Regions from separate parts of the Homo sapiens genome. Here region 1 is linked to region 2. The links are chromatin contacts, found by Hi-C or POLR2A ChIA-PET in ENCODE. All regions are on one chromosome and are shown on one strand. Each heading gives the region's core, a stretch centred on a gene start or an enhancer-like site at or near the end of the contact. The rest is flanking DNA. Distances are from core to core; before and after follow the strand shown. Region 1 overlaps KPNA7 (karyopherin subunit alpha 7). Region 2 has its middle 19 kb from the start of SMURF1.

Region 1 (3,813 bases), core at 458-2,957, 34 kb before region 2:
CCTATTTTGTTGAATTTTTGCATCAGTAGTTATAAGGGATATTAGCTTATACTTTTCTTGTAATATCCTTGGTTTGGTATCAGAGTAATACTAGCCTCTAAGAATGAGTGAGAATTTTTTTTTGTAAAGTTGGTAAAGTTTTTTTGTTGTTGTTTTTTTTGAGATGGAGTTTTACTCTTATCACCCAGGCTGGAGTGCAATGCTGCAATCTTGGCTCACTGCACCTCAGCTTTTTGGCCTTGATGCTTTCTGATAAGAAATCAGCTGTTAATCTTATTGAGGCTTTGTACATGAATTGCTTCTCTTTTGCTGGTTTCAATGTTTTTGATTCTGTAGTTTTGGCTTTCAACAGTTAGATTATAATATGTCTGGATCTTGGGATTTATTCCGTTTGGAGCTCATTGAACTTTTCAGATGTGTAGACTAATTATTCTATTGGATTTGGGAATTTCTTTGGCCATTATCTCTTTAAATATACTTTCTGCCTCTTTCCCTCTTCTCCTTCCTATTCTGCATTTGTTGGTATCCTTGATGATGTCCCACAGATCTCTAAAGATCTGTCAATTTTCATCTTCAGTCTCTCTTGTGTGTGTTATCTTCCTCAGACTGGATAATTCCAATTAACCTATCTTCAGCTTCACTGCTGCTTTATTATGTCTGCTTAAATCTGCTGTTAAGCCCCTTTAGTGAATTTTTGTTTCAGTTATTGTATTCTCCAATTCCAGAATTTGTATCTGGCTCCTTCCAATAACTGATATCTGTTCACTGATATTCTCTATTTAGTGTGACAGCATTGTTGCACTTTAGTTCTTTAGTCATGGTTTAGTTCTTTGACTATATTTAAAATCTTTGTCTAGTTCAACATCTGGTCTCCTCAGGGACTATTGCTATTGATTGCTTTTTTCACATATATATGTATATGTGTGTGTCACACTTTCTTTGCTTGTCTCACAATCTTTGTTGAAAACTAGTCATTTAAAATAGTGTGACAACTCTAGAAATCAGATTTTCCATTGCCCCAGGGTTTGCTGTTGTTGCTGGGTGTGCTCGTTTAGTAGTTTGAGCTAATTATCTAAAATCTGTATTTTTTTGTGATGTGTGGCTGCTGCAGTGTCTGCTTGGTTTGCTCAGTGGTCAACTAATAATTAGAGACTTATTTTAACACTTCGAACCACGAAGAAAAGAACACTCAATTTTTGCCAAGAAGCTCTGTGTTGGGGGCATGCGTTCACCACTCAGCCAGGCAGTTGACAATTCTGACGTAAGCCTTCACTTCCTGTTTGCACAGAGCTTCAAAGTCAGTGAGAGGGAAGAGCTGAGGGTCTTAGTTTTGTTGTTGTTGTTGTTGTTGTTGTTGTTGTTTTTAAGCATATGCATAGCCCTATACATGACATTCCCTTTCAAGTTTTTTTGTTAGCCTGTTGTTTATCCCAACTCTTATTCAACCTCTCAGGTAGCTGTGAAGTTAAACAACTTCCTCTGTTTTCAATGAACATTCTTAGGGAAAAGCCTTTTCATACTGACTAAGCTCTGAGTCAAAATAGTCTGTAAGTGGGATCTTTCAGGGAATGACCAGACAGATCAAATAATAATTTTCTGGGAATGAGGCTCCAAAGGAGGACCTACCTATTTTGCCTCTTCTGGTGGTTGGGAGGCTGTTGGTTTTTCACAATGATTGTGGACTGTTGGTTTTCAGGGTTACCATGGAGCTGAGGGTGGGTGGGAATAGGGCAAGTCAAAATGCCACAAAGCTCTCATGCTACTTACTGAGATTCAGCTGTCTTTCTTGGATAAACACTTCCTGGCTTGAATAAAACAATTGGCCGCAAGCCTTTGGTCAATTTCTACAGTGCTGAAAAAGTTGATTCTATTTTTGTCAGTTTTCTCTTTGCCTATGTGGAGGAGAGAATTTTTTGGATGTCCTTAGTCTGCCATTTTGTTTTGTATCCACTAGCACATTCTTACTGCACGGGATAAAAATGTTCTTGGGATCCAACTAATGATAGGAATTACTTCTCCCCTAAGCATGGGAAGGAACACACAGATCTGTGAGATCTGTGGACTATATTCTCCCCTCCCCAAATATAGAACAGCATGCAAGATGGGACATCCTGTTCAAGCCAGGCTGTTTTAATCAGATGGATGATGGCTAGAGTAGGTGATGTTTACAGCTCATTTTGGCAGACAGTCTGACCTGAATGTGTCTCTTCTTGCAGGTCAGCCTCACTCTGGGTGAAATAATCAAAGGTGTGAATAGCTCAGATCCAGTCCTATGTTTCCAGGCCACCCAGACAGCCAGGTATCTCCAAACAGACTTCTGCTGTTGCAGGTTCATAGTTAGCAATGAGCGTCAGTGATGGCTGGAGCGCCGGTGGCCTATTTGGTTTCTTGGCATTGGCAACATGCCCGTAAAACACAGGAAAAGGCTAGCCCATCTAAAAGACGAAATTGCTATTCTACACTGTCCTTGAGGGCAATTTAAAAGCTTCGATGTGTTGTCAGAGATGAATTGCTTAATTTACATTGGCCTCTACAGAAATTTCATCTTGTAGATAACACCTTAAAGGGGAAAATGTTGATTTAATACCGAAAAATGCTATCGGTTGAACACTAGGATCTTAAGTAGCTCCGGCCCAGCTATGTGGCTTATGTATAAAAGGAGGTTCTTTTTTTCTCTTTTGAGATGGAGTCTCACTCTGTCACCCAGGCTGGAGTGCAATGGTATGATCTTAGCTCACTGCAACCTCCGCCTACTGGGTTCAAGTGATTCTCCTGCCTCAAGCCTCCAGAGAAGCTGAGATTACAGGTGTGCACCACCACACCCAGCTAATTTTTATATTCTTAGTAGAGATGGGACGGGGTTTCACCATGTTGGCCAGGCTGGTCTCGAACTCCTGACCTTGCGACCTCAAGTGATCTGCCCGCCTTGGTCTCCCAAAGTGCTGAGATTACAGGTGTGAGCCACCGCACCTGGCCTAAAAGGAGGTCCTTAATACCTCTCTCACTTGACCTCCCCCTCCCCTGCCCTCTCTTTCATTGCATAGGAAAATGCTATCCCAGGAAAAGAACCCCCCTCTGAAACTGGTCATTGAAGCGGGCCTCATTCCCAGGATGGTGGAGTTCCTGAAGTCATCACTTTACCCCTGCTTGCAGTTTGAGGCTGCCTGGGCCCTGACCAACATCGCTTCAGGGACTTCGGAGCAGACTCGTGCCGTGGTAGAAGGGGGAGCCATCCAGCCCTTGATTGAGCTCCTGTCTTCCTCCAACGTGGCTGTGTGTGAACAGGCAGTGTGGGCTCTTGGTAATATAGCCGGTGAGACTCTCCCCTTAGTGGGCTAAGAAAACGGGGCCAGGTGTGTGGGATACTATAAGGTTTCTTTGGGTGGTGGGGTATACTCGATGTCCCAGAACACTTTGCCATGTAAATACCTAGAAGTGCTGGCAAGGGTACAATGAGCTGTTTCCAAACTCAAAGCCAGGCCAGGCACGGTGGCTCACGTCTGTAATCCCAGCATGTTGGGAGGCCAAGGCGGACGGATCACTTGAGGTCAGGAGTTCAAGACCAGCCTGGCCAACATGGTGAAACCCCGTCTCTACTAAATATACAAAAATTAGCCAGGCATGGTGGTGCATGCCCTGTAGTCCCAGCTACTCGGGAGGCTGAGGCAGGAGAATCGCTTGAACCTGGGAGGAGGAAGTTGCAGTGAACCAAGATAACGCCACTGTACTCCAGTGTGGGCAACAGAGGGAGATTCTGTCTCAAAACACCAAAAGCCCTCAAATCCAAGTTTAGAGGCCAAATATTGAAGCTGA
Region 2 (4,189 bases), core at 1,500-3,999:
CTGTCATTGGTAGACATCTGCTAGGTGACTGCACAGGAACCCGGCCATTCCAACAAGTGATCCCAATGATCAGAGCTGCAGATTTTATTTTATTTTTATTTTTTGAGACAAAGTCGTGTTCTGTCGCCCAGGCTGGAGTGCAGTGGCATGATCTCGGCTCACTGCAACCTCTGCCTCCTAGGCTCAAGTGATCCTCCTGCCTCAGCCTCCTGAGTAGCTGGGATTACAGGCACATGCCACCATGCTCGGCCTCCCTAGTAGCTGGGACTACAGGCGGGTACTGCCATACCCGGCTACTTTTTGTATTTTTAGCAGACGGGGTTTTGCCATGTTGACCAGGCTGGTCTCAAAACTTCTGACCTCAGGTGATCCTCCTGCCTCGGCCTCCCAAAGTGCTGGGATTACAGGCGTGAGCCACCACACCCGGTCTGAGACTTTGAATCTTAAACCCAGGGGCTGGGGACAGAAGAAATAGCTCATGTGTCTTTGATGACTCCAGTGGCAAGCCCTGCTGTGGATGTTTCCAGTGGCTACCTGCATCCTGCCTCTCCAGGCCTCCTTTTTGGTCTTAGGTGCTCTCCCATACTCTTTCGAGAAATTTTTTTTTTTTTTAAATTCTTTAAGTTTTAGGGTACATGTGCACAATGTGCAGGTTAGTTACATATGTATACATGTGCCATGGTGTGCTGCACCCATTAACTCGTCATTTACATTAGGTATACCTCCTAATGCTATCCCTCCCCCTACCCCTACCCCACAACAGTCCCCGGAGTGTGATGTTCCCCTTCCTGTGTCCATGTGTTCTCATTGTTCAATTCCCACCTATGAGTGAGAACATGAGGTGTTTGGTTTTTTGTCCTTGCCATAGTTTGCTGAGAATGATGGTTTCTAGTTTCATCCATGTCCCTACAAAGGACATGAACTCTTCATTTTTTATGGCTGCATAGTATTCCATGGTGTATATGTGCCACATTTTCTTAATCCAGTCTATCATTGTTGGACATTTGGGTTGGTTCCAAGTCTTTGCTATTGTGAATAGTGCCGCAATAAACATACATGTGCATGTGTCTTTATAGCAGCATGATTTATAATCCTTTGGGTATATACCCAGTAATGGGATGGCTGGGTCAAATGGTATTTCCAGTTCTAGATCCCTGAGGAATCACCACACTGACTTCCACAATGGTTGAACTAGTTTACAGTACCACCAACAGTGTAAAAGTGTTCCTATTTCTCCACATCCTCTCTAGCACCTATTGTTTCCTGACTTTTTAATGATCACCATTCTAACTGGTGTGAGATGGTATCTCATTGTGGTTTTGATTTGCATTTTCGAGAAATTCTTTTTAAGTAGCCAGAGTAGGTTCCTGTTGCTTGAGACTGAGGGATCTTAAGTGATGCCCATGAGGAGTAGAAAATGATACCGTAACTCGAGACATTATTTAAATCCAAAAGATTAAGTCCCATTCTGTCAAAATAGAGACAGTATATAACATTTGAATTTTTACATTAAATAATGTTAAATAGGTAATATTTGTTATATATAAAATACACACTAGGCCAGGCGTGGTGGCTTATACCTATAATCCCAGCACTTTGGGAGGCTGAGGTGGGAGAATCACTTGAGGCCATGAGTTCAAGACCAGCCTGGGCAACACAGCATGACTCCATCTCTATAAAAATAAAAAATTAGCTGGGCATGGTAGTGAGGATCTGTAGCCCCAGCTACTCAGGAGGCTGAGGTAGAAGGGCCACTTGAACCCAGGAGTTCAAGGTTACAGTGAGCTACAATTGCACCACTGCACTCCAGCCTGGGCAACAAAGTGAGACCCTGTCTCAAAAAAAAAAAAAAAAAAAAAAATATATATATATATATATATATATACACACACTCATATTTATAGTGCATATATAAAATATGTATATTATATATAAATATATTACAAATTTAATATATTTGTAATTGAAAAAACATATTGAAAAAATGGTCCTATGACTTCAATACAATAATTTTTGTTTGCATTTCTTTTCTAGGTTGAATTTACATACACTTTTTTTTTTCTGAGGCAGAGTTTTGCTCTTGCTGCCCAGGCTGGAGTGCAGTCACGCAGTCTCGGCTCACTGCAACCTCCGCCTCCCAGGTTCAAGTGATCCTCCTGCCTCAGCTTCCCGAGTAGCTGGGATTATAGGAGTGTGCCACCACATCCAGCTAATTTTTGTATTTTTAGTAGAGCTAGGGTTTCTCCATGTTGATCAGGCTGGTCTTGAACTCCCGACCTCAGTTGATCTGCCTGTGTCAGCCTCCCAAAGTGTTGGGATTACAGGCGTGAGCTACCGTGTCCAGCCTTACATATACTTTTTTTCAAAGAATCTGATTGGAATACAGATTCTTTTTCAACATCTTAAAGCATTTTTCCCCCTATTCGTAGATTGTAGTTGAAGGGAGGTGGAAAGGTGAGATGGTTTACAAAGATAGGTCTTTGAGAAAAAATTTTTTTAATTAAAAGAGCTGGAAGCCCTGTTGAGCTTAGTCACTGTTGTCCGAGTGATCTAACCTTGTTGGCTCAAAATACTGTCAACCTCTTTTTTTCCTTCTCTTTGCATGACAAAGCAGCCTTTGTAGTTTGAAGATACTAATACTGACTTGCCTAGCAAGGTTTAAAAAAAGGAGCAATTTGCCTTTGGTATATGGTCTGGGTGCAAAGAGATGGTGTTAGTCACCTTCTGGCTGGGTGCCCACCTGCTTAGACTCGGGGAGTTGGGACGACTGGTGAGGCAACAAAGAGGAAGGAAGGTGTGAATGGCTATAGGTTGGTTTACGGTGTGAACACTGAACTGGAACAACTTTGACCTTTTGCATTTGCCCAGAAATTGTAATGTACCTCAAAGAATGCAATTCTCAGCTGGGCATGGTGGCTCATGCCTGTAATCCCAGCACTTTGGGAGGCCAAGGCAGGTAGATCACCTGAGGTCAGGAGTTCAAGACCAGCCTGGCCAACATAGTGAGACCCTGTCTCTGCTAAAAATACAAAATTAGCTGGGTATGGTGGCACATGCCTGTAATCCCAGTTACTCGGGAGGCAAGGTTGGAGAATCACTTGAACCCAGGAGGTGGAGGTTGTAGTGAGCTGAGATTGCACCACTGCACTCCAGCCTGGGCAACAAGAGCAAAACTCAATCTCAAAAAAAAAAAAAAAAAAAAAAAAATTGCAATCTTGGTTAGCCATGCACACTGCGTAACTTATCTGCTGTTTTTTCCTGAAACATGGACTGTGTTAATGATAATGGCATGCATTATAAGGCAGCACAGTTTGCTTTAAGGCATAAAAGAATAACTTGGAGCCATGAGCCCTGGGGTCAGTTCTACTCTTTTTCTAAATAGCCTAAGCCTGGACATGTCATGTAATTTCACTGTTAAGTGCCTCATTTGTGGATTCTTTTCTGTCAATTCCTTTGGGCTTCAGTTTTTTTCATCTGTAAAAGAAGGGGTTCAAGTGTCAAACAAGGCGATGCAAAAATGGTTATCCTCAATTTCCAAGTAAACTGGAGCTCATAAGGTTAGCCAACTTGCCCTTCATCTTTCAGTAAGTGGCAGACAGGGAATCACTAATAACTAATTCAAAGCCTCATGAATTAGTTACTTGCTATATAACAAATTTCCCAGAAACTTAACAGCTTAAAAAAATTATTATACAGAGTTTCTGTAAGGCAAGAATCTGGGGGACAATTTAGATGGTTCTGGCTCTCAAGGTCTTTTATGAGGTTGGACTTAAGCTGTCAGCCAGAATTGTGGTCTCATTTGAAGACTCAACTGGGAGAGGACCTACTTACAATGGTAGTATGTGGTAGTTAGAGGGTTTCAGTTCTTCAGTGGCTGATGGCTGGATATTTCAGTTCTACGCTACACAGGCTTTCCCTTGGGCTTCCTGAATCTCCAATAACAGGGAAGTTTGCTTCTCCCAGAGCAAGTGATCAGAGAGAGAGAGAGAGAGAGAGAGAGAGAGAGAGAGAGAGAGAGAGAGTTTGTGTACATGGGAGACAGAATCCCCAAGACAGAAGCCATGGTCCTTTATAACCTAATCTTAGAAGGCATGGTGGCTCACGCCTGTAATCCCAGAACTTTGAGAGGCTGAGGTGAGCACGTCACTTGAGGTTAGGAGCTCGAGACCAACCTGGTAAACATGGTGAA

The links. A loop is a pair of places that touch in the nucleus more often than their neighbours do. ChIA-PET counts read pairs that join two places held with the same protein, here RNA polymerase II (POLR2A). Pooled maps may share reads with other maps.
Region 1: a loop to region 2 is called in a map of PC-3, with 3 times the contacts of the local background. The contact joins two enhancer-like sites. A Hi-C loop is called at or near these places in 4 of 168 maps with a recorded cell type or tissue (HepG2, PC-3, PC-9 and 1 more) and 6 of 50 pooled maps. POLR2A ChIA-PET finds 5 or more read pairs at or near these places in 7 of 52 experiments (A549, HCT116, HepG2 and 4 more).

What each region holds. Positions count from the first base shown.
Region 1 is chr7:99,194,570-99,198,382 of GRCh38, reverse strand. It overlaps KPNA7 (karyopherin subunit alpha 7), which reads left to right. Exons shown (of 11, transcript NM_001145715.3): 4 at 2,217-2,299; 5 at 3,045-3,313. Among named protein-coding and RNA genes, the nearest start is that of KPNA7, 12 kb to the left of the region's middle. Within about 2 kb of position 1,707, at least 2 of the 41 ENCODE cell types and tissues checked have a DNase peak (open chromatin) inside an H3K27ac peak, as active enhancers do; they include PC-3 and mammary epithelial cell, where a contact is called at or near this core.
Region 2 is chr7:99,161,056-99,165,244 of GRCh38, reverse strand. It overlaps a transcript of KPNA7 not described here. Among named protein-coding and RNA genes, the nearest start is that of SMURF1, 19 kb to the right of the region's middle. Within about 2 kb of position 2,749, at least 10 of the 41 ENCODE cell types and tissues checked have a DNase peak (open chromatin) inside an H3K27ac peak, as active enhancers do; they include PC-3 and mammary epithelial cell, where a contact is called at or near this core.